Linked DNA regions of Homo sapiens: region 2 is linked to region 1. Evidence: chromatin loops called from intact Hi-C (ENCODE). Cell type or tissue: B cell. All regions are shown on one strand. Each heading gives the region's core, and the rest is flanking DNA. Links, peaks and the distances in the headings are about the cores only. Region 1 holds the start of EIF1AY (eukaryotic translation initiation factor 1A Y-linked). Region 2 has its middle 16 kb from the start of RPS4Y2.

Evidence for each region. Hi-C counts contacts between places; a loop is a spot of excess contacts. Peaks named below come from ENCODE experiments on the same cell type or tissue, not always from the same donor. Only the 100,000 strongest peaks of a DNase experiment are listed, where the experiment ranks them.
Region 2: a loop joins it to region 1, with 13 times the contacts of the local background. A loop is called at or near these places in 5 of 110 quality-filtered maps.

Annotation. Positions count from the first base shown.
Region 1 is chrY:20,572,151-20,580,984 of GRCh38, reverse strand. It overlaps EIF1AY (eukaryotic translation initiation factor 1A Y-linked), which reads right to left and starts at 5,209. Exons shown (of 7, transcript NM_004681.4): 1 at 5,098-5,209; 2 at 1,294-1,377. The coding sequence starts at 5,113. It overlaps TTTY10 (testis expressed transcript, Y-linked 10), which reads left to right and starts at 5,470. Exons shown (of 10, transcript NR_197944.1): 1 at 5,470-5,879. In B cell, for the core only: a CTCF peak has its summit at 4,355; DNase peaks (open chromatin) are centred at 4,384 and 5,284.
Region 2 is chrY:20,736,159-20,744,992 of GRCh38, reverse strand. It overlaps the pseudogene TBL1YP1. Among named protein-coding and RNA genes, the nearest start is that of RPS4Y2, 16 kb to the left of the region's middle. In B cell, for the core only: CTCF peaks have their summits at 3,961 and 4,161 (motif pointing right); a DNase peak (open chromatin) is centred at 4,172.

The DNA.
Region 1 (8,834 bases), core at 277-8,276:
TAAACGTGAAGAAATTTGAATATAGATTACCTATGAGGTTAGCACTCTTCAGGAAAACTTGCCTGTGATGGAACTATTACATATCTAAATTGTAAGTTAAATTAATCTACATAGTCACATGCGGTTAGTGGTTACCTATTTGTAACAGCATGGTATAAAGCAGATAACAGTATTACATTAAAGTTAAATATGTTGTTTGTAGTTAGTAAAGGAGAAGTGCTTCATCTTGGGAGACATATGCTGAAGTATTTAGCGCTAAAGTCTGTAAATTCATGTTACTAGTTATCTGTATAAAAATTCAAAATAGTTAGAAAAACGTGTATACATGCAGATACTCAGAGATAGAAATAAAGTAAAAGATGTAAAAGGTTAAAAATTGGTGAATCTAGGTGAAGAATACATGCAACTTTTTTGTGTACTAATATCACAAATTTTTCTTAAGTTCATCACTTAAAGAAAAAAAAGAAGAAAAAAAGCAAGTGGCCCAATAAATTTACTTTATTTTTTTTTTGTATGTTAGTCTGTACATCGTTTATCAATTCAAGGGGTTAGTCAATTATTAGAATTGTATTACATTTTATGATTATGTGCTAGCTGCATTGAAGAACTTGTGGTTCAAAAAGGTTTTGAGGTTTTATCCTCATAAATAACCATGGTCTAATAGTGTACAACATTACTCATTACCAATGTATGGAATATTTAATGATCACAGTCTATGCTTAATTTGCTCTGAACTTTTGTATTTTTTTGAGACAGGGTCTTGCTCTGTCACCCAGGCTGAATACAGTGGCACCCTCACAGTTCCCTGTAGATTAGACCTCCTGGGTTCAAATTATCCTCTCCCCTCATCCTCCAGAGAACTTGGGACTCCAGTTGTGTAACACCATGCCCCATTAATTTTTTTTTTTTTTTTTGTAGAGACACGGTTGTACCCTGTTGCCCAGGCTAGTGTCAAACTCGTAGCTTCAAGCAATCCACCCACCTCGCTTTCCAAAGGGCTGGGATTGCAGGCATCAGCTAGATTGTGTTCTTCCACACAAAATACTGAACGTATATTTACAAAAATGCTTCCATCGAATCCGCTATCCAGACTTGGTATATCCAAGGAATCATTATTTAATGAACAAGTACAGGAGAAATGTAGATGATGAGAAATGAGGAAAAGAGAAATGGAAACACAGGGACAACGGCTCAGGATAATGATTAAGATTCCTTTAGGAGAAAGACTGAAATTTATATTAACAGCAACAACAAAACATATTAATGAAAGAAGCCTAAGTTGAAAAGTCTTACCTTGTCCATCCTCTTTAAACACCAACTCTCTTTTTTCAGATTCATTCTCATTTTTACCCCTGCGCCTGTTTTTACCTCCTTTACCTAATTAATTAAAAGAGTAGATAAAAAATTAATGTAAAAATCTACATAATATCATATAAACTAAACTATAAAACAAAATAAGGCTTTTGAAGTGTGTTTTTGAAACCACTTGCAGGAAAATTAAAAATATATCATTTAAACACATAATAAATGTGTTTAAATTTATTTACATTACAACATTAATATTACCTCATTAACAGGACCTGTCAAAGGTTCTCTTTAAGTCTTTTACCCGATATATATCAATACTATCCTTCTTGGACATTTGTTTGGATACTTCTGAAATAAGAATACATCTTATATGAAACTATATAATAGAAACATTTTATCACCCAAAGATAACTATTATGAATATTTTGTTCACGCTTTCCAAATAAAAACAGGACTTCATTCATTTTCTTCTACAGCATATTTTAACTACACTAAATAATTTGTCCTGAATATTCATTTTCATTTCAATAACTGCAGATCTGGACCAACATTTTAATGGTTAAAGTATACTTAATAATTTAATTTCTTCCAATGTTTTAATTTTATTATATAATGCTGCATTGAATATTATTCTACAAACAAATTTCACAAGATAAATGAATAGAAATATAATTTCTAGTTTAAAGTTTACATACACACTTCCTTAGACTTTTGATAACTGTTTCAACTGCCATCATGTTTCACTCTATTTTTAAGTTTTTGCTTATTACTAAACACATCCAGAGTATTTCCTTGTGATATTTTCTATTGAATTATCAAGGGACTGGGGTACTTCTCCATAACATTGTATCCCCATTAGAGAACGTAAACCAAAGTAGCGGCCGTTTCCAAAAGGAGGGAGAAAGGCTACAAATTACAGTAATATTAAGGGATCGATTGAAGAATTTGAATAAAAATGTTAACACTGCAAATAGAATAAAACATATACCTGGCCACCATAAAGCCAGACATCTAACTTCTTGAATTCACCCACTACCTCTGGGGCAGTCTCACATTGTTCTGTGCCACTATAGAAGACAATTGGGCTTCCAGAACTCTGTGATTTATCCAGATTCTGATGCATTTTAGGGCATGCCAAAACTAAATTTCTACAAAGGAAAACACATTCTATATTTCGAGCAATTAATCGTGCCTGAACTTAGCTGCGTCAGGACAAAGATCATACCTGCTTTCCTTACTGGGTTTTACAAAAGTTTGGCAGCTTTTCAAATGACTAAATGATGATTAGCTCATAAATTTCCAAAAGAATGACAACTTTAGCAATCTCAAAGGTGGGGAGCACCTTACTCTAGCTCTTCACAAGTATAGGCCAAAGGATGCCCTTTTCCTGATGTGAGGATGGGTTTCTAAGATTTTTGTAGAATACCAGCTTAATGCATGCAAAGAAAAAGTAATTCCACATATGGCCCATGCTCATTTACATGTTTATTTGGATAAACCTCACCACGACAATACTGACAGGCATCTGGATTTTCAAACGAAAAAAACAACAACAAAAAAGACACAGAAAACCAAATGAGCAAGTTTTATTTCTACATTAGTAAGTCTCATCTCATAATATTTAGGGGTCTTCAAAAGTATCCCTCAAGTAAGTAGCCCAGAAGATAACACTAATTTTACACAACAATAAAAACATTCAATTCAGGATGGGTATTATCTTAAGAAAAATAAATTTGGGAAGGGTAACAGAGGACTTTAATGAATCTAGGTTATAATTCCTAGAGGTATGGATTTCTAGGAGTTCACTGTATTACTATACTTCTTTTTTTTTTTTTTTTTTTTTTTTGAGACGTAGTCTTGCTCAGTCGCCTAGGCTGGACGTAGTCTTGCTCAGTCGCCTAGGCTGGAGTGCAGTGGCGCGGTCTGGGCTCACTGCAAGCTCCGCCTCCCGGGTTCACGCCATTCTCCTGCCTCAGCCTCCCCACGGCCGGCTAATTTTTTTTGTATTTTTAGTAGAGAGGGGGTTTCACCATGTTAGCCTGGATGGTCACGATCTCCTGACCCCGTGATCCACCCGCCTTGGCCTCCAAGGTGCTGGGATTACACGCGTGAGCCACCGCGCCCGGCCACTATACTTCTTTTGTGTGCCTTCTGAGGCACATATGATAAAAAAAAAATTGTTTTCAATTTACCAGGATTAACCAAACCCTGATCATTCCCCTTCTATTGTGATACCATGTAACAGAATCCACTTTAAATTATATTTTAGAGGAATGAGGCTAGGCATGATCATACAAAAATTAAAGTCGTTTAATATTTTATCTCGTTTCCTTTCTAAGATCAAAAAATCCACACTTCCTCTTTAAACAAATCCGACGTGTTTTGGAGATACTCTCTTTATTGAGAACATTTTTAGGCATCACTCAGTTTAAAAGTTCTACCCTACAAGAATAAAGGAAGCCTTACTATTTAAGGATAGAGTCAGGTACAGGGATAATAACATCAGCAAAGATTTAATGGACATTTTGCAAAGGGAGATACTCTGATCTTTAGAGCTGATGGCTTAGAGAACTGGGAATCTCATCACTAGAAATAAAGGTGAGAACAAGATACCTACTGAAGTTGTTCAGTACCATCTGAGAAAATGTTAGTGAAAAAGCATAAGCCTTTGCTAACTCTTTCTAATTAGACTTCTCCCAGAATACACTTTATCCTCCAATAATTTTGCAGTAAAAAATAAAATAAAATAAAATAAAACCTTATTATACACACAACCCGTTAGTGGGTTTTCGGGAGAGCAAAGAGTAATGCCCAGGAAAGACTGCACTGTACTGTCACCAAGTACCTCAAGAGCTGTGTGTCGTGACAGCTAAAAAGAGAAAATGAAACAGATTCCATGCTGCCAACAGGCAAGTAAAAAGAAGACAAATTGGTCTGGGTCCCAGGAAGGAATAATCTAAACAGAGTTTTTGTGGACTATAAAACATGGTCCCCTCCTGTGGAAAATAATATTTTGTTTCCACCTACAGTTTTCTTCAAGCAATTACAAGGGCACTAAAAGTGAGAGATTACCTCAGGTGTATAAAAACGAGAATTTCTTTCAGAAATGACTGAGAAAGGGTTCTACCGAGGTTAGACCTCCTACTTTAGAAGCTGTGAGTAAACTTATTTTCAAGTCTAAGTTTCGTGTGAAAGTTTAGCCTCAGAATGAAGGGAACGTTGATATCTTTACTCCCACAATATTTATCGGATACGGAAGTTGAAAACCTGCCTAAATAGGTAACAAATCTTCTGCAAAAGAATGTTACACTCTATAAAGGGATGGGGTAGAGTAAAACGCCAGAAATGAACCTAAACATGCTTCAAGGCTTCCCCACTGTTTAACAAGGAAAAGGGAGTATCCTTAGCAATACTTTTAACTGTCCAGATAGGTAAGTCTTCAAAGTTAAGAACCGCTTCCAGGAAAGTAGCAGGGAAGTGTTTGCATGTGCCTATTCTGGAAAGCCAGGCCGTCCGGTTAAGGTCCCTCAACCGTCCCTACCTATACGTTTTCCGTCTGGCGTGAAATCAGCAGCAAAAGCCCGCTATCTTCCGAAGGAGGCCCCACAAAAATGGCGTCTGTCCCACCCCAATGTGACCAAATAGGGCATTCCCAGCTCCTTTCCCGAACACAGTGCTGGGGTCGCAGTGGCCAGTACCGCCGTTAGAACAGTCACTGCGGCCTGGAACAGGCGTCGGGGTTACTGGCAGAGCAAGCCGAGGTATAGTCCCAGAGGCTTACAGCAGTACCTTTATTCTTGGGCATGGCGGTGATGACAGCCTCGTGAGACCTCTTCCGACTCCTTTCTGGCGGTTACTACTCTAAGAGCCGACTGAACTAAGATGCAGCAGGTGGGTGCGCAGAAGAGGCTGGCTACAGAGCTCTCTAATAAACTGCTGACGCGCACTCTCTGGCGTCACCAAAAGGCGACGCAGCTGATTACGATGCTTTTCCCCGCCTCTCTTCGGCTGAGGCACGGCCAAATGACTGACACCTAGTAGACTCCATCAGGATACCGGAGAGTTTGCTGCAGGATGAATAAACAGGAAGCGGGGCGGGACTCAGCATGGAGAAGGTGGAGTCAAGGATGAAATGGGCGGGGCCCTGGAGTATTCTCCTTTGCTAAAAAACGGTCTTCCAGTTTCAGAAGTTCGTGGGTCATTTAACTGTAAACGCCTAAATTTTAAGAGAGCCCTTACTCTTATACAGTGAATTTGGAGGACTGGCTTAGGACAAGGCCCTCTATGTTCAGAATGTTTATCACTTTTCTCTCTTTTTTTTTTTTTTTTTTGACAACGAAGTTTCGCTCTTGTTGCCCATGCTGGAGTGCAGGGGCGCGATCTGCCCGTCTAATTTTTGTATTTTTAGTAGAGATGGGGTTTCACCATGTTGGCCAGGCTCTCAAACCCCTGACCTAGTGATCCTCCCGCCTCTGCCGCCCAAATTCCTGGGATTGCAGTAGTGAGCCACCGCGCCCGGCCTATTTTTTTCAGTCTTATCTTCTCTACCTCACCACCTCACAGTAAAGCATGTAAGTACAGAGGCCGCATCTGTTGCTTACAATTGCTAGCACCCAGCGGAATACTGACAAAAAGTAGACAGTAAATATATACAGGAAATGGAAAGTAAATATACATAGGAAGGAGTGAGACTAAGCATCTGAATCTTATAATAAATCATGGCTTAACCGAATGTCTCAAATGGACTGGCTGTGGAGGTCAAATTATTTCAAGACAAATTCCATTTGATTATGGTATACAATCATTTAATTTACTGGATTTGTTGTGTGTGTACTATTATGTTTAGAATCTTAGCATCTGTGTTAAGATATATTGGCTTGTATCGTGTGATGACTTTGACTTTAGGATCAATATAATCCCGGCTTCACAGAATGAACTGTGTAGTGTCCCTTTTTCTTCTGTGTTTTTGGACACATTCGAGGATTGATGTAAATTTTTTAAATGGTCCTAGGCCTTAGTTTGGATTATGAATTCGTGCTGTATTTATTCCCAAGTCAGTTCTGGTAGTTTGTATGTACCAGAAATTTGTTCATTTATTCTAAATTATAAAACTTGTTGGGCGTATAATTGGCCATCATATACAAAGTATAGTATCTTCCTAATCCTTTTTTTTCCCTTTCTGCAAGGTAAATAGTATGTATGTATCAGGACTTTGTTCATTTATTCTAAATTATCTTACTTGTTGGGCATATAATTGGCCATCATATACATAGTGTAGTATCCTCCTAATCCTTTTTTTTTCTTTCTTTTTTTCTGCAAGGTAAGTGGTAGTACCCTGATCATCACTACTGGTTTTAAGGAATTTAAGTCTTCATGGTTTTGTTTTTAAAAGCCTAGTGATGAAGCCATAACATTAAAAATAAAATTTTCTCTGAACCCAGAAGTCCTCTCCACAAAGACAGTAGAGAATGAAATCAGTTTTACTGTTAAAAATATGAAATATGAATTTAATGTACATTGTAGAAAATCAACCAAGAGATTACAAAGTCAAAAACAAATCTCGCCTTTTATATAGCTAAGCATCAAGGTAGTCTTCAAGATAGACAAATTTTCTTAAAAGAAATTACTGGTTGATCAGTAGTCTTTAATAAAGAAAATTTAACGGCACCATTTGTCACATACCCTTAGTTTACAATGGTAACAGGGGACCACATGTTATATAGCTAATTGTCTTTAATCAGAAGAGAAACTGACTTCTCATATTTTTAATCTCAAGAGGTTGTTTTGCAGTTCAGAGAAAAGCACCTACTGAGGTTAAGTTCTTACCTTTTACTGAAACTGGAAACAGAGGGGCACCTTCTCTCTTTATGTTTACGTTTCAAAGAGATAGTTCCTAGGTCCATTAGATAAATACTGCTGTGTTGTTGATATGCTTTGGCTTTGTGTCTCCATCCAAATCTCATCTGGAATTATAATCCCCATGTGTTAAGGGAGGGACCTGATGCAAAGCTATTGGATTATGATGTCAGTTACCCCCATGCTGTTCTGATGATAGTGAGGGAGTTCTCACAACAGCTGATGGTTTTAAAAATGTTCTGCAGTTTCACTCTCTCAGCTTCCTGCCTCCATATAAGATGTGTCTTTCTTCCCCTTCACCTTCTACAGTGATTTTAAGTTTCCTGAATCCTCCCCAACCATGCAGAACTGTGAGTCAATTAAACATCCTTTCTTAATGAATTACCGAGTCTCAGGTTGTATTTTTGGAGTAGTGTGATAACAGACTAATACAGAGAATTGGTACCAGGAATGGGGTATTGTGGAAAACCTGAAAATGTGGAATCAACTTTGGAACTGGGTAATGGGGGGAGGTTGGAACAGTTTGAAGGGCCTAGAAGAAGACAGGATTATGTGGGAAATTTTGGCACTTTCTAAAGACTTGAATTTTTTAACCAAAATACTGGTAGTGACATGGAGAATGAAGTCTAGGCTGAGATGGTATCAGATGGAAATGAGGAACTTCTTGGGAACTGGAGTAAAGGAAACACATGCTGTGCTTTAGCACAGCAAATGGTGGTAGTTTGCTCCTGCCCTATGGAACTTTGAATTTGAGAGATATGATTTGAAATTGGAACTTATGTTTAGAAGGGAAACAGACCATAAATGTTAGGAAAATTTGCAGCCTGACCATGTGATAGAAAAGACGAAAAAACCCAGCATTTTCTGGAGAGAAATTAAAGCTGACTGCAGAAATTCGTATAACTAATGAGGAGCTTAATGTTAATAGCTATGACAATGGGGAAAATTACTCTAGGGCATGTCAGAGATCTTCAAGGGAGCTCTTCTCATCACAGGCCCAGAGGCCTAGGAAGAAAAATAGTTTTTTGGGCTGGGCACAGAGTCGTGCTGCCCTGTGCAGCTTTGGGACTTGGCACCCTTCATTCCAGCCTCTCCAGCCTCAGCTGTGGCCCAAAGGGGCCAAAGTACAGCTTGGGTCTTTGCTTCAGAGGGTGCAAGCCCCAAGCCTTGGCAGTTAGGCCAATGGTATTAGGCCTATGGATGCACAGAAGACAAGAGTTGAACCTTGGGAACTTCTGCCTAAATTTCAGAGATATATGGAAATGCCTGGAAGTCCAGGCAGAAGTCTGTTCAGGGTGAAGCACCCAGGGATAACCTCTGCTAGGGCAGTGTGGAAGGGAAATGTGGGATTGGAAGTCCCACACAGAGTTCCCACTGGACCCTGCCTAGTGGAGCTATGAGAAAAGGACCACCATCCTCCAAACCCCAGAATGGTAGATCCTCAGGCAGCTTGCATCATGTGTCTGGAAAAGCTGCAGGCACTCAACACCTGTCTATGAAAGTAGCCACAGGGGGTGTACCTTACAAAGCCCCAGGGACAGAGCTGTGGGAGCTCACACCTTGCATCGGTATCCCCTGGATGTAAGATACGGAGTCAAATGAGGTTTTGGAGCTTTAAGATTAATGACTGCCTGGCCATGTTTTGTACTTGCATAGCGCTTGTGGCCCCT
Region 2 (8,834 bases), core at 611-8,610, 160 kb before region 1:
GACTTTATTTGTCATCCTTCAGAGATATCAGCAGAATACAGCTGCAGAAAGTGAGCAGGTTCAATAAATGAAAATGTGCAAGGCTCTGCTGGCTCAAGTTCTGTGCCTTCATTTGTTAGCTCAGCACTAGGACTAGGTGACTTTTCACTTCTGTACTGGGATCCTCCTGGGTTGGCTGCAGAAGTGCCCTTGGAGGTCTACGGAGGTGTGTGAGGAACGGGAGAGGAAAGAGGAGAGGGAAGGGACTGAGTGCAGACTGAAGAGGCTCCAGTCCCATAATGCACTTGGCTATCGTCTTTTCTCAAGAAAGAAAACGGGGAGTGCAGCACAGGAAATCAGTTAAGGGCAATGGTTAGAAAAGGATAACAGGAATGAAGCCCTTGACAGCATCCTTGGAAAAGACTTCTGGGCTGGGGCTGGTAAAGAGTTGAGTGCCTACTTCCTCCTCGAGGAAGTGTGTCCTGGAGTGAACCCCCAAACCTCCTCATGTTAGCAGTGTTGTAAATCCACACAGTTCTGAAGGAACCTCACTTTGTGCCTCCTCAGAGGAAAGATTTCCGCTGAGAGGCATAAGGCAGAGTGACAGTCTGAGGCATGGTTCAGAGCAAGAGGGAAAGTTTATTAAAAGTCTTTAGAACCAGGAATGAAACACAGTAAAGTACACTTGGAAGAGCACCAAGCAGGCAACTTAAGAGAAGAAGTGCACTGTTTAGCCCTTGACCTGGGGTCTTATATGTTGGCATGGTTTCTGTGGTCTTGCATCCCTTCTTCCATGATTCTTCTCTTGGGGCACACTGTCTGCTTGCACAGTGGCCTGTTAGCTTTGGGAGGGGCCATATCTGCAATGTGTTTCTTGGAGTTGTATCTATGCTCATTTGAGGCAGTCTCCTCCCTTACCAGTCAAGTGTTCCTAAAGGAGGGTCAGTTTACCAACCATCTGACAATCACTTGATGGTCACGTCGCATTCCTGGGGAGGGAGACCTTTTCCTGCCATACTCATGTCTGACTACCTACTGTAACAATCCTGAAGGCAAAGCACAATCAAAGCAATGTCTACCAAGGGGTCTAGTGAAAGCAAAGCAAAAGCAGACTGGGCAGTAGGTCATGACAACAGTTTTTGTTTCTTTGTTTTTTAATGCTCAAGGCATTTTTTCTTGCAGGAGGGCCAAAGAATGAAAGCATCTGTATTAGGAAAGCGGTTTTGAGAAAGTCAAACCTTTAGCACAAAAAATGCCCAGAAAAAAATTTGACCAGAGGGTCCTTTTCTACCATGACAAAATTCCTGCGCATTCATCTCATCAAACAAGGGCAATTTTGCAAGAGTTAGATTTTCCTAAGGAGCACGCCCCCTAGATTCCTCACATGCACAGTTCACAATAGAGTTCCTGGTCCCATGAGAATTTAACCCCACCACTGATGTGACAGGCAGCAGAGCTCAGGTGGTAAAGATGCATTGCTTCCTATGCACCTCCTGCTGTGCAGCTGGTTCCCCAGAGGTTGGGGACCCCTGCTGTACAGCAAAAAGAAACCTCTTTAAAGCTAGTCATTTGCCACTGGCATTCTTCAGGGAGCCACCAAAGCTGCCTGCCATGCCTGCATTTATCCCAGGGAACTCTGCCACATGGTTTGATATCTGCCCAGTTCCCACGCAGTTCTTCCTGGAGCATTCCAGGGTTCTGCACTACCACTCAGGGTGCCCAAATTCACCTCCTGGGAACACACTTGCTCTACTTGGCAAGAAGTAAAGAGAAAAATGAAAATGAGCAGGATGAATTCCAGACAACACTAGGAGATGGGATACATATTTTCCCTAAATGTGACAATAACTCGCTTAACACTGAGTCTTCATTTGCCAATTCAAGACCTGCATTTGGGATTTGGCCACTGCAAAACTCCAGGTCATGGTGATGGCCACAAGCACACTTGGATCTGTGAAAGGAAGATAAATCTTGGGGCCCCCAACTCACTAAACTAAAGAGAAGAGTCAAGCTGGGAACTTCTTAGGGCAAACCTGCCTCTCATTCTATTCAGTCACCTCTCTGCTCACTGAGATAAATGCATATCTGATTCCCTCCTTTGCAGAGGTGAATCATGTTTCTTGAGCATGTGGGTTCAGATGCCTGGCTCCACATCCCACAGTTTCAATGCAAAATTGAATGAAGCACTAGTAAGGTGGGAGGAAAAGCAAAATCACATACATATGGCAGTTTTAAAAAGTTCTCCATAACGTGTGTCGTTGGATCTCCAGGAGTTGTCTTTCCCAACGTTTATGTTTCAAAAGATAATAATCTGAGGAGCTTTGTCTCTTCTAAAATGTATTAAAAACAAAGCCATAGTCATTAAACAAACATACAAAAGTTTTGATGTTTTTACTAGGGAAACAAATTGATATATACACATTAATTTTTGTGCACTTTCTATACATATGAATGGTTAATATTTTTGAAGAATATTAACCAAATTAATTAAAATGGTCCTACAATTTTTTAAGATGAAGTCTTGCTCTGTTGCCAGGCTGGAGTGCACTGGTGAGATCTCAGCTCACTGCAGTCTCCATCTCCCAGGTTCAAGTGATTCCCCTGCCTCAGCCTCCCAAGTAACTGGGACTACAGGTGCGCACCCCATGCCCAGCTAATTTTTTGTGTTTTAGTAGGGACAGGGTTTTACCACATTGGCGCAGATGGTCTTGGTCTCTTGACTTTGTGATCTGCCCGTCTTGGCCTCTCAAAGTGCTGAGATTACAGGCATGAGCCACCACACCTGGCCAAAAATGGTCCTACAATTTTAAACACAATAGCTATTATTACTAAATTAATGCAGAGAACCATATTTGGAAAAATGGCAAATTAAGTTAAGAATAAACATATAAAAAGTTTTTTTAGGCCAGGCATGGTGGACCACATCTGCAATCTTGGTGCTTTGAAAGGTGAGGTGGGAGGCTCCTTTGAGGCCGGGAGTTGGAAACCAGCCTGGGCAACAAGGTGAGACACCTTCCCCCGCTTCTCTCTCTCTCTCTCTCTCTCTCTCTATGTATATATATATATACACACACACACATATATACACAAACACACACACACACATTCTTCAAGCAACAGGAATTATTGTTTTTTGAGACAGAATTTTGCTCTTGTTGCCCAGGATGGAGTGCAATGGTGTGCACTGCACCCTCTGCCTCCTGGGTTCAAGAGATTCTCTTACCTCAGCCTTCCAAATAGCTGGGAATTCACGTATGCTCCAACACACCCAGTTAATTTTTATGTTTTTAGTAGAAACAGGGTTTCGCCATGTTGGGCAGGCTGGTCTCGAACTCCTAACCTCAGGTGATCCACCCACCTCGGCCTCCCACAGTGTTGGGATTGCAGGCGTGAGCCACCGCACCTGGGCCAAAACCATGGTTATCTCAAAGGCAGGATGGTTTTGGCCCCTTCAAAGTGAGCTACCACTTTGTTTCCTCTGAAGGGCTTGAACACAGGCGCATGGACACAATTTAGCAAAATTTCCCATCGTCGTTATGTAGGGCAGAGCTTTATCAATTGTGCTGCCTGCCCTTACTTTGCCAACGTGATGTAGGTTTTGGCTTGCTGGCAGAGGCCCGGTGGGGCTCCACTTGATGGTATAGATCTCTTGGCTGTGAGCCTAAAGATCGTGGATGCATGCGTCCTGCTTCATACTCCAGATCTACAGGACACACCGGCCACAACAGGAGCAAAAGCCATTCCTGCACCCGGGAATGATGTGGCATAATTCCTCTGGGGTGCACACGTAAGGCTGCTGGCCCACGGCGGGGTTGTACGCAGTGGTGAGAAAGCCAGCAGGAAGGCTTGGATTCTCACCGGGACCCCACTGAGAAATCGGAGTTCATTGGATAACAGAGGAAGGGAGCCTGGCCAGTAACAAATAAAGCTCACCCTGGTCAGTAACAGATAATCCTCATGGAAGAATGACCATGAGATTGGCGTCGAGTGCCAGGGTTTGTCTGGGATAAACAGCCCACTCCTTGCGATGCCAACGCTACCTTCAATGTCATGTCATCAGAGCAGGATGCCAGCAACATTCCAGAAGGATCCCATTTGATATGTTGACCTCATTCTCAAAGAAAGCAGAATCTGAAAAAGACATCAGGGCCTGTGAGTAGATGAGGTCACCTTCCAGCAGGGGACAGCAGCGCAGCACCATTGCTGCAGAAGTCCTTTGGCTTCAGCCTGAAATCGAAGAGCACAGCCCAACCAGCCTTCTAGTTTCCTCTTTTTCTCACTTTGCCTTTTTTGTTTATATAAAACCACATCCATATCCCACACATCACCAGCCACTCTCATCCATATTTCTTTAAGAAGAAAACATCCCTGCAAGGAAGGAAGGCAAGTGAATAATTCATGTATCTTAAAACGCAGCAAATAAAACCAGTTATTTAAAAAACTGGGCTTTGAAAATTACTTTCCTAAGCATTCTTTATTTTTATTTTATTTTTGAGGGAGGGTTTTGCTGTTGCTCAGGTTTGTGTTCAGTGGCTTGATCCTAGCTCACTGCAGCCTTACCTCCTGAACTCAAGCAATCCTCCTGCCTCAACCTCCCAAATTGCTGGGACTAAAGGCAGGCACTACCAGGCCCAGCTAATTTTTTTTTCTCTTTTGATAGAGATAGGTTGCAGAAAGTAGTCTTGAACTGCCAGGCTGCTGGGCTCAAGCTGTCTTCCCATCCCTACCTCTAAGATGTCTGGGATGAAATGCAGACACCACCACGTCCAGCTAATTTTTTTTTTTTTTTTTGCATTTTTATCTAGATAGGGTTTCCCAAGCTGGTCTTGAGTCTTGAATTCCCAGGCTCAAGCAACCCTCTGGCCTTGGCCTCTCAAAGTACTGGGATTATAGGAATGTGCCACCATGTCAGGTCTCCTATGCATTTATTTGTTTTTGTTTTTGTTTTCTTGAGGTTGAGTTTTGCTCTTGTTGCCCATTCTGGAATGCAATGGCATGATCTCTGCTCACCACAACCTCTTATCTCCCAGGGTCAGGCGATTCTCCTGCCTTAGCCTCCCGAGTAGCTGGGATGACAGGCATGGGCCACCACACCCAGCTAATTTTGTGTTTTTAGTAGAGACAGGGTTTCTCCATGTTAGTAAGGCTTGTCTTGAACTCCTGACCTCAGATGATCCACCTGCCTCGGCCTTCCAAAGTGCTGGGATTCCAGGCATGAGCCACTGCGCCCAGCCAGTTCTGTGCACTTTTAATCCAACAATTCCTTCCCACGCCTACACCCTTTACAAGGCATTTGTCCCTGAAGGTGAGTGGAAATGGAGGGAGGGATAAACTCAAGAAGTGAAGCCTCAGCTCTTGTGGAGTTCAAGCTGGGTAAGGGCTGACTTAGATGGAAGACAGGTGACCAAAATGCACACAGACAGATACACACGTGCAAAGGAAATGAAAGGCAAGTGCTGAGCAGCAGAAACAAACAACACCGGCAAAATCCTGGCCAGGGGCTCCTGATCCACTGCAAACAACCAGATATATAAAAGCGCAGGGTGAGCACTGGAACCTACAGGTCCGGACACTTGGACACTCTGAGGCTAAACCGTGGAAGATAAAGTTCAAAGTCATCAGGGACCAAGGCAGAAAAGGACACACTGAAACAGACACATATAAGTGAACCACTTGCAGCAAAGGCTTAGCTGGGGAACAGCCTGCACAGGAGAAATGGGGCAAGATCCTTCCTAAGGAGTGACAATAGGGTTCCATATGCCCCATACACTCCCACTATCTGATGCCTATCGTCCTGGCCTACCAATTAACTAATTTCACAAGGAAAATTAATTTTCTAAATATTTTCAAACTCCTGAGGGCTCCAGTTTGGATGATAAACTGTATGGTCACTCTGCTTTCTAAGGACACTGAGTTTTGAAGGGTGTGAACAGGACAGTGACAAGCCACCTGTGTGTTCTTTGTGGTATAGGTGGCCCAGGAAATGGAGGAAGAAGCATGATGGCCAAGGAACAGGCTGCTGTGAAATCCCATGGAGGGTGGAGGGGGCTGGCTGAAGAGGGGCCTGACAGAGTGTGAGCCCGCAAAGGTGTCTATGAGAATGGATGTGTCTTCCAGGAGCAGACTGCTGGGATGGCCAGGAGGGCAGACAAGGCCTATTGAAAAGGGGGCTGTGAGCATGCTTATGTGTCTATGAGCATGGATGTCTGTTCCAGAAGGCTGCTGGGAGAATCTGGAAAGGGTGGAGCAGACCGGTTGGAGAAGAGGTTGAGAGTGTGAGCAGGCTTAGGTGTCTATGAACGTGGATATATGACCCAGGAGCAGCCTGCCAGAAGAGCCCAGGGAGGGCAGAAGGGGCCTGCTGAAGAGGGAGATGAGAACATGCTTAGGTGCCTGTGAGCACGAATGTTTGTGCCAGGAGCAGACTGCCCGGAGAGACCAGGGAGGCTGGAGGGGTCCACGGAAGAGGGAGCTGAGAGAGTGTGAGCATACTTCAGTATGTGTGAGTGTCAGTGTGGGTGCTAGGCTAGCAAGGGAGGCTCTCACTGCAGCTGTGGAAAGGAAAACCCATCGGCCCAGAATGTGGAGCCGGTCACCTTGGCCTCTCTGTATCCAAACCCATATAAAGGAACAAATTTTTTCCTGAGAGTTGATCCTACAGCCTCCAATCCAAGTCCCAGTTCCTGGGTGGCCTCCAGAGTTGGCTCATGGGTCTCCACTCAACCCCACTGACCTGGAGCTTTGTTTAGGGCCATTGGCCACAGTAAGACCCACTTAAAGGGCTAAGTCCCATGCTGATGGCAAGGTCCAGGGCAGGACAGCTGGGAACCAAGGATACTGTGTGCAGCTCTATTAAAACCTTGAGGATAGGCTGGGTGCAGTGGCTCATGCCTGTAATCCCAGCACTTTGGGGGGCTGAGGTGGGCAGATAATGAGGCCAGGAGACTGAGACCATCCTGGCTAACACGGTGAAAACCCGTCTCTACTAAAAGTACAAAAAAATTAGCCGGGTGTGGTGGTGGGCACCTATAGTCCCAGCTACTTGGGAGGCTGAGGCAGGAGAATGGCGTGAATCTGGGATGCAGAGCTTGCAGTCAGTGAGCCAAGATCATGCCACTGCACTCCAGCCTGGCCAACAAAGTGAGACTCCATCCCAAAGCAAACAAACAAACAAAAACAAAAATAAAAACTGAGACTAGTCCAGGGTTAGGGGAGATAAGTTTAGACCAGTAAAAGAGAGTCACTTTGGAGCAAGGAGATATTAACAGGACAATATGTTCCTGTACTCTAAAAGTGCCTTCCTTTGGGGTGGGGACCCTTGGGACAGGGGCAGGGAGAGGTGGGCAGTAGGGGAATGAGGACAAAAGAATTTACATCATTTAAGTTACTGGCATGATGACAAATCTACAGGGACTGTGATCATCCTTTCCTGCTTTAACAGGGGACTACACCAACCATGGAAAGATATTCTAGTCGCTGGTGAGAAAAAGTTGAGACACCGTGAGCCCTCCTGGGCTCACTGTTGATGTGCTCTATATTTTCTGGAAGAGGCAGGCATACAGGCCAGCAGCCACTATCAGGTGTGTGGCATTCACAAGGGCAGTGGGAGCTCAGGAGGTGCCATGAATCTTCCACAGGGTGTGCAGAGGACACATAAATGGGCCTGGAGGGTGGAGAAGCATATGTGTCAGAGTGAGGGCTGCTGTGAGAGTCTAAGTCAGGGAGTGTTCCAGGAAGATCTTAGCACAGATTGAGGTGCTTGGCTGCACCTGCCTTTAGGAGGACAGAGGCACAGGGCATTTTTGGACACTAGCCCAGGAGGTCAAGGCTAATAAATGGTTTAACAGTATACTGGCAATTGCAGAAGTAAGGTAGAGATCATAGAAATTGGAGAATTTGAGAGAGATTTGATGAAAGACCAGAAAGAGCCTCAGAGTCCATACTGAAGAATTTGTTAAGTTTGTTGTTGTTCATATTGTTGTTCCCCAGTATATAGTGGGAACATTTTCAGCCTCTGCTTACTTTTAGGATTTCTTTTGTCATTGATTTTGATGTTTTATACCACATGCCTAGGTGGGTAGGTATGGTTCTTTTTATATTTATTCCTCTTAGGATTTCCTGAACTTCTCAAATTAAATGATGATGTTTTCCACCAAATATAGAAACAAATTGGTCATTTTTACCTCAAATGATTTTTCTGCTTCATTCTTTCTTCTTTCCCCATTATGCACATATCTTTTAGGCTGTCTGATATTGTCCCAGGCTGTTAAACCCACTGATGTGGTTGGATATTTTACCCCACCCAAATCTCAGGTTGAATTATAATTCCCAGTGCTGGAGGTGGGCCCTGGTGGGAGGTGTCTGGATTATGGAGGCAGATCCCTCATGTCTCTTGCCCCTGCTTTAGCCATGTGAGACTCCTGCTTGCCTTTCACCTTCTGTCATTGTTGTAAGCTTTCTGAGGCATGCCCAGAAGCAGATGCTTTCTGTACAGCTTCAGGACTTTGAACCAATTAAACCTCTTATAAATTATCCAGTCTCAGGTATTTCTTTATAGTAATCCAAGAACAGCCCAATACACCTACCTACTAACATTTTCAATGCTGACATTATATTTCTTAGTTCTCAAATTTCCTTTTTAAAAAATTAACTTAAAGAGATCTCACTCTATTGCCTAGGCTGAAGTGCAGTGGTGTGATCACAGTTTGCTGCAGCTTCAGAGTTTCCCTTTTGGGGTGAAAAACACTTCCTGAATGAGGTAGTCCATGTACTGCCTGCATTTGGAGCTATTTGTCTTAGCACCTTCTGCCTCATCAATGGTGTTCAATTAAAGCAACACCAAAAACTAATTTCAC